3 separate regions of the Homo sapiens genome follow, and regions 1 and 2 are each linked to region 3. The links are chromatin loops, found by intact Hi-C in ENCODE. Cell type or tissue: PC-3. All regions are shown on one strand.

What was found. A loop is a pair of places that touch in the nucleus more often than their neighbours do. Peaks named below come from ENCODE experiments on the same cell type or tissue, not always from the same donor. Only the 100,000 strongest peaks of a DNase experiment are listed, where the experiment ranks them.
Region 1: it touches region 3 in a loop (4-fold over the local background); 13 of 110 quality-filtered maps call a loop at or near these places.
Region 2: a loop joins it to region 3, with 2.8 times the contacts of the local background. A loop is called at or near these places in 5 of 110 quality-filtered maps.

What each region holds. Positions count from the first base shown.
Region 1 is chr7:143,006,551-143,009,050 of GRCh38, reverse strand. No RefSeq gene overlaps it. Among named protein-coding and RNA genes, the nearest start is that of OR9A2, 19 kb to the left of the region's middle. In PC-3, a CTCF peak has its summit at 945 (motif pointing left); a DNase peak (open chromatin) is centred at 940; H3K27me3 peaks cover 941 bases.
Region 2 is chr7:143,489,577-143,492,076 of GRCh38, reverse strand. The region is part of intron 2 of EPHA1-AS1 (EPHA1 antisense RNA 1); the gene reads right to left. Among named protein-coding and RNA genes, the nearest start is that of TAS2R41, 13 kb to the right of the region's middle. RefSeq lists a silencer at 1-101. In PC-3, a CTCF peak has its summit at 1,188 (motif pointing left); no DNase peak of the experiment used is centred here.
Region 3 is chr7:143,415,330-143,417,829 of GRCh38, reverse strand. All of the region lies in intron 2 of EPHA1-AS1 (EPHA1 antisense RNA 1), which reads right to left. Among named protein-coding and RNA genes, the nearest start is that of EPHA1, 7.7 kb to the right of the region's middle. In PC-3, a CTCF peak has its summit at 1,079 (motif pointing right); DNase peaks (open chromatin) are centred at 1,089 and 1,919; H3K4me3 peaks cover 1,273 bases; H3K27ac peaks cover 1,407 bases.

The DNA.
Region 1 (2,500 bases), 410 kb after region 3:
TGTCTTTCTGTGTCTTGGTTGTTTCACTTAAGATAATGACCTCCAGTTTCATCCATCACACACATTATTTATAATACAATAGCCTTGCTAAGAAAAGGTTATTATCTCCACTTTACAGGTGAAGAGCGTGAGGGCCACAGAGGTTAAGAAACATCTTGAAAGTGACAGAAATTGTATTTCAACTTGGTTCTAGCTGATGCCAAAGAGCTACCCTGAGGTTTCCCAGCCACTATTGTGAGGTGCTCACAAACCACTGCCAATGCGCTGACTAAATAATACTGGCTACATTCAAGCGTATGCAGCTGATGCTCTTACAAAGAAAATGCCCACCCATTGAAGAGTATTGCTGATTTTGCAATTTTTGTATTGCATGAATTTTCTCAACGAAGGGATAAAAAGGATCCATTTAATAACTTTTAGCGTCAAGTGGGGGATTCTCACAATTTGTTAGGGGAATTCTGCCGCTGAAGGAGTTTGGTAGCCACCGTGTGCTGCCTTTCCCAAGCCAGCCATGTTCTGCAGCCTGTGTAATCTCCAGGCCAATAGCATGCACAAAGTACTCAGTTCAAGGACCTCGACCGTGTGCAAAAGGCATTGTGCACTGCCTGCAGATGTGTGACTATGAGGCGCTCAGAGGAACACACTGCAGAACGAATGAGGTGAAGGAGAGACTAATGGGCTGAGCCTGGGGTATTAAACTGGATCTATATGAGAGGAAGCCACCGTCTTCCGTGGATGCTGCTAATTACAGCGACGAGATTATATGAAATGATTTTTGCTTGAGATAGTTTCTGCTATCATTGTATTTTTCTCATTTTCCAAGTTAATTAATTTTTATTAACAGTTTGTTGTTACCGCCTACCTTCCAAAGAATCAGGACCCAGAGAGGCCACGATGCCAAGTGTCAGAGGCGTGTGCGGTCTCAGAGGTGTGGATTCAGCTCCACCTGGTGGCAGCTCTACGTAGTGCAGCGGAGGTACCGGGGCGCTCAGGCCTCCGACTGCAAAGCCTGTTCCCCGGAGGATGAAGGGAGAAAGGGGGCAGAGCCTGTGCTTATTGCCAGAGTGAGGGGGAGAGTAAAAAACACAAAAGATCGAAAATATCGGGGACAATTTTTTGAAAACTTGAAACAAAAATAAGAGACATTCTGAAGCAAATCAAATTTTAAAAAATGGTTTGAGGGAGACCCACGAACCAAGACACTCACTGAGAATAATAGCAGAATGATTTCCATGAATAGGGAAACACAATTTAACTATTTTTTTTTTTTGAGACGAAGTTTCGCTCTCGTTGCTCAGGCTGGAGTGCAGTGGCGCGATCTTGGCTCACTGCAACCTCCGCCTCCCGGGTTTAAGCTATTCTCCTGCCTCCGACTTCTGAGTAGCTGGGATTACAGGCAACTGCCAATAGGCCCTGTTAATTTTTTTTATTTTAGTAGAGATGGGGTTTCGCCATGTTGGCCAGGCTGGTCTCGAACTCCTGACCTCAGGTCATCCACCCGCCTCGGCCTCCCAAAGTGCTGGGATTACTGGCGTGAGCCACCGCTCCTGGCCAATTTAACTAATTTTTAAAAGTTTGATAGAACTATGATCTTAAGAAGAAAGGTTAATTGAAAGGGATTCAATGCTGTGTTGATTCCCTCCAGAAGAGCCTGGGGCAGAGGTTGGTGAAATGGTTAAAACTGTAAACCCATGTTGCTATGTCTGGGAAAATCCTGTTCTCAGGTACGCATTTAACTGGGATGTTACCAACACATTTACTGTCTCCTTGGGGATTACAGAAGGCACACATTATACTGTTTTTACTGAATATATTGAATGCTACCAATAATATAACCAGTCCATGGAGCACATGCCATGAAGTAGGTCTGTCAGAGAGATATTACCTGCCTTGTCCTCACCAAACCATGTAAATTAAATACTCTGTCCCACGTTAAGGATAAGGAAAACAGGGATTCAGAGATGTCAGGTAACTTGCCCGAGTTCTCCTAACTACACAAACGCCAAGAGGAGATTCAAATTCAGGTCCCTAATTCCAGATCCTGTTCTTTCAATTCTATCATGGTGCTTTTCTTTGAACCACATGCATTTGAAATTTGATTTTAAAGTTGGTTTTAAATTGATTTGTCAAATTATTAATAAATTCATATGGCATAAAGTTCAAAAAGTACACAAGTATAGGACCACGTGAAAACAAATAACATGAAAAGCAATCTCTTTCCCAGCCATCCAATCTCACTTCCCCGTGGCAGCTGTGTTTTCAGAGCCTTGTATATCTTTCCAGGGTATGTGACCATGTGTAGGATTAAGAAATGTCAGCATCAAAATGATTGAGTCTCCAACATTATATAAAATTTTATTTGTATAACTAAGGCAAAAAGTCACAATAAGAGGTTAATTGACTTGAACATCAAAATTAAAACAACTTAGCTTGCTCCAACAGAAATTTAAATTCAGTCAAAAGCTAAGCACAGAGGAGTTTCAAAATAAAATGAGTTAAT
Region 2 (2,500 bases), 74 kb before region 3:
TACCTTCCACTGGACCAGGCGCTGAACAGTGCTCAGTACATGTTTACCAAGGTGAGAAAAGTGGAATAAAATTCTCTGTCCCAAAAAGCTAAGAACGAGGCCATCTATCAATAAAAATAGTTTTTCATCATCTAAAAACATCACCAAAATGTATTGGAATAAAATAGTACTAAGTTCACACTGTGTGCAGAGCATGTACTACCTACTCACTGAGTACAGGTGAACCCTCTACTTTGATTCTTCACTATATTTAACAGGGTCTCTGTAATTAGGTGGTTTAAGCAATATAATGCATTTCAAGGGGCTTTATGACCCACATTCTGAAAACTTTCTGACGTTTATAGCACATATTCTATTGTTTCTTGTCCCCATGGCACTGGGTAGACTTTACCTCTGTAATTTGGACTTGTTGAGCATAGTAACAGCCACTTACGTTTACTTATACTTTACAAAGCACATTCATATTCATTTGTTCATCTGATCTTACTTAAAATGTTGTGAGATAAGCATTATTATTATTCATGCATTTCAAATGAAGAAACTGAGGCTCATAGAGGTCTAGTAAGTTGCACATAGCAGACTAATGGAAGAGGCAAACTCAAACTCAGACCCCTTGACTTATTTAAAGCTTTACCCCCACACCACATGTCTTTCTCTTCAAGGATAGATGGCTGTCCTGAGCTTCCCATCTGAGGTTCCTCAGGTGCCTCCCTTCCTAGACTACAGCTTTTCAGAACTCCTTCCCACCCTTCACTCATGGGCTTGGGTAGAGCTAGATGTGCAGGGCAGCCCTGACCCTTGTTCCAGCTTAGTCTCCAGGTAGATCTGAGACCTGGGCAAATCACCGTAGCCCTATTCCTTGGTTTCCTTGTTTATAAAATGAAAGGAATGAAACACTTAGCCCCTATATTTCTTTTCATTTTAAACAGTTGTGGTTACCTTCTGGAGGGTATCTCAATCCTTGAGGCCAACTCTGAAGGTGAAGATTCTGTCTATAGTAACAAGCAGCATACTGATCATAGTAGATCAGCATTGATCTACTTCTGCTGATACAAGGGAACCATCTCCCTAGGGCAGCAGTCAAAATTCCAGCCCCTGGCTCTGACCCTAGAACCTGATCTCCAACCTTGAGAACCCAAGGCCAGTTTCTATTCTTAGCAGTTTCTACAGTGACACCTTCTGGCCACTGCAGGACCAGGGCTGAATGGAGACAAGATGCCAGCTCCATCCAGGTCCTCTCTGCTCTCTCCCTCCACCAATGTTTCCAGCCAGAAGAAACATAAATTGAATTATGCATTTCAGCTTTCTTGCATTTTATTCTGTGGTTCTGCTCTCATTTTCTTAATGCAGATGTATGGCATTTGTCCTCTGGCTGTAGTGGCTTGCACAAACATGCTCTCATTAGATTCTCAGATTTGACCAAAATCCATTTTTAAAAATTTATTATTTGATCCTCTGGCACTGCTGATTTTCTAAACACAAATCCCTAACATTGAAAGGTGGAATTTCCTAGAGGTTGGTTGAAAGCATAGTGCCTGATATACTCAATAATGTTTTAATAAATGAATCAGTTTGTTAATTAAATTTTTTAAGAGCAGGAAATACATCTGGAGATTATATTTATATTAAGAAAAAGTGATGGCACTTAATTTTATTTTTCAAGAGGACCAGTCAGCATGGTAGAAGGGAGATGAACTGGTACAACCTTGGCTGACAAGGGAGAATTCACTCTGTTTGAAAAGATTCTGTGGGTTTCTATCACCTCATACTCAGTAGTAATACATGAGTATCATTGGTTTTCGAACGCTTGCATCACAACATTACTTTGTTAATCATTTGTTTAAACATCTAAATAAATGCCTGAAACTCACTATATAAATTGCATGTTATTAAGGAGTAAGGCATAACTACTGTCATAATTTAATTACAAAGCTCCAAATTTAATTAGCCAAATACTAACCTTGTTCTTCTCCTTCATAGCACTTAGCACAATTATACTTAATTAATTATTTGTAATTATTGATGTAATCTCTGTGTCCCTAGATAAATTATAAGAATCAAGAAAGCAAGGGCCCGTGTTTCTATCTTTCTTACTTACCAGCAGGTAACCAATGCCTGGCACAGACCCTGGCACACCAGCAGGGGATTAGTAGATATTGGTTTCAAGGACTTCAGCTTTATCTGGACTTGTGGGAGAAATGAAAAGGATGTGAGAGGATTCCTGTCTGGACTTAGTGGACCCTAGAAGAAGCAGGAAGAGCAGCTCAATCCAGAGTTAAGAAATGAGCTGAGAAATCCTAGGACATGCCTACAGTTCTCAAGTGTCTGATTACAATACTTTACCCACTGCTTCCCCACAGTGAAGAATCCTTCCTTTCTTTCATATCTTCCACATTCCTTCCCTCCTTTTCCATTTTCCTATTGTCTTTCCTTAGTTTTTCTTTGCTTCTTTCATCCTTTCTTCTCTATCATTCCTTCTACATTGATAGATTACCTCCTA
Region 3 (2,500 bases):
TACAGAATCCAAAGGCCACTAAATACCCATTCCATTAACTCCTAGTGCTTCTCAAAAACAAACAAGAACTTTCTAAGCAAACACTCAGTACGGTGGGTATCAGGTTTTAATTTTGGTCTAATATTTAGTACTTCCCCAGAACTGTTGAAACAAAGAAGAAAGGAAGGAAGAAAGGAAGAGAGGGAGGGAGGGGAAAAGCTTCAGTCACTTCTTAATTGAGGCTCTGTTCAGACAACACAGCAGCTTCAGTGTAAGAAGACTTAATCAGAGCCAGGTGCGGTGGCTCACACCTGTAATCCCAGCACTTTGGGAGGCCGAGGCGGGCGGATCACCTGAGGTCGGCAGTTCATAGACCAGCCTGACCAGACCAGCCTGACCAACATAGAGAAACCCTGTCTCTACTAAAAATACAAAAAGGTAGCCAGGCATGGTGGCACATGCCTGTAATCCCAGCTACTTGGGAGGCTGAGGCAGGAGAATTGCTTGAACCTGGGAGGCGGAGGTTTCGGTGAGCCGAGACGGTGCCATTGCACTTCAGCCTGGGCAACAAGAGTGAAACTCCGTCTCAAAAAAAAAAAAAAAAAAGGATTGCTTAAAGCCAGGAGTTCAAGACCAGTCTGCCAACATAGTGAGAGCTCATCTCTTCAGAAAAAAAAAAGTTAGAGTGTAAGCATCTCTCTCTAGCTTACAACCTAACAGACACACTACAAACAGTGGGCACCATTTTTTTCCCAGCCAGCGCCTCCTAGGTGACTTGGTTTCTGGTTTTTTCATATGTATCCAAAGCAGAAAGCCCAAAAGTGAGGCAACATGGTGGCACACCCCACCCTCCCTTCCTCACCTGGTCAAAAGTCTATCATTACTGTGATGACTAGGTCAAGTTAAGAAAGCTACTTCCTAGCCTAAGGGCCTACCATCTTTATAATAGTAGGAATATATAAAAATCGCTGTCACTTTCATATCATGTTGATAAATATTCCCATGGTATTCTAAGATTTTATAAACAGAAATTATCTGTGGCTCTCACACCCAGAATTTGAAGATATAGGTGCAATTACCAAATTTTCCCACTAGGTGGCTCTCATAGTTTATGACCCATGGCCTGGATCGCCTAAACTCAGGGATAGATTTGGAAATGTGTACATTAATTTCTTAACAGAGGTGGTTGTTATCTATATGTTCAAATGTGTCTGTGTCTGGGTAAGTAGATTTATAATACTTTCAAACTAGAACTTGTTAGAAAAAGATATAAATTACCCTATTACGATCCCTTTATAAATAACTTCTTCAAAGCAAAATGTAAAAGAAATCCAATCTGTGCCCAATTAAGAGGTCCCATACTTATCAAATACTTCTTTTACAAGACAACAATATAATATTACCTCCTGACAACAGAACCAGTAACTTCAAATAGTAAGCATGGGTTATGCCGATCTTCTTCCCAACCCTCTGTAGAAGTTACAAGAACTCCTAGCCTAGCTAGAAATAAAACTGAATGTTTTTCAAATAAATTATGCTTGCTTAATGCAGAAGACAGAGCTGATAGTTTATTTCAGCCCTCTCTTCTCGCAGGCTAGCTAAATTAAAATGGACTTCAAGACATGGCTGATTTATCACTTTCTCTTTCCCTCCTGAGCTCCAACCAGTACACTTTTTGACAAGGACCAAGCTATCGCTGTGCTCCCGGGGGATTCCAGTATTTAACACTTGTCTCAACCTGTTCTTATTAAATTTCTGTCATGCCCCAGTTCACTGAGACACATTTGTTCTCTTCCTTTCCCTCCCTCACTTCTACCAGCCCAAGCATTAAGGCAGCGTATTAACTTCTCAGGTTAGCAACACTATCTTCTCAGGCAGTCAAGCAAACAAGTTCAGGTGGAAACACAATGATTTCTCATGAGACGCGCACAAATATCATCGTAAGATATTTGAGTCACAGCCACTTCACATGACTAACCCCTCCACATTTTCATTTCATGACTCAAGAAATCAAATGAAATATTAGAACAATTGGGAATGGTTTTATTTGTACTTTGGTATGAGATATGTGCGGAATGGGGGTAAGGAAGGTATTGAGATAAAGGCTTGTATCTGAATACACACTTGGATATAATGCACAACCCTGTGTGAATTCCCGTTTGACTCCCTTTTTCTCTCCCAACAGCTCCAGAAACGAGCCCATCTCACTCCCTGTGGCTGCTACCATCCACCCTTCAACTTCAGCTTCCCCTTCCACGTGTCCCATCACTAGAATGCAATGCAGGTTCACAGCTTGTCAACTACCTTCTTGTCTCTAAAACAAAGAGAATGATTTAGAGGATGTTAATACTGCAGAGATACATTTAAAAAAAATCAGCACAGGGAGAATTGCCATATGTCCTGAAAATGTTAGAGTGGTATTTATTTTATTTTCATATTGCATCATAATGTAAATGGGTCGAAAGTGATCTCTCTTAGCATCTTTTTTTTTTTTTTTTGAGATGGAGTTTTGCTCGTTGCC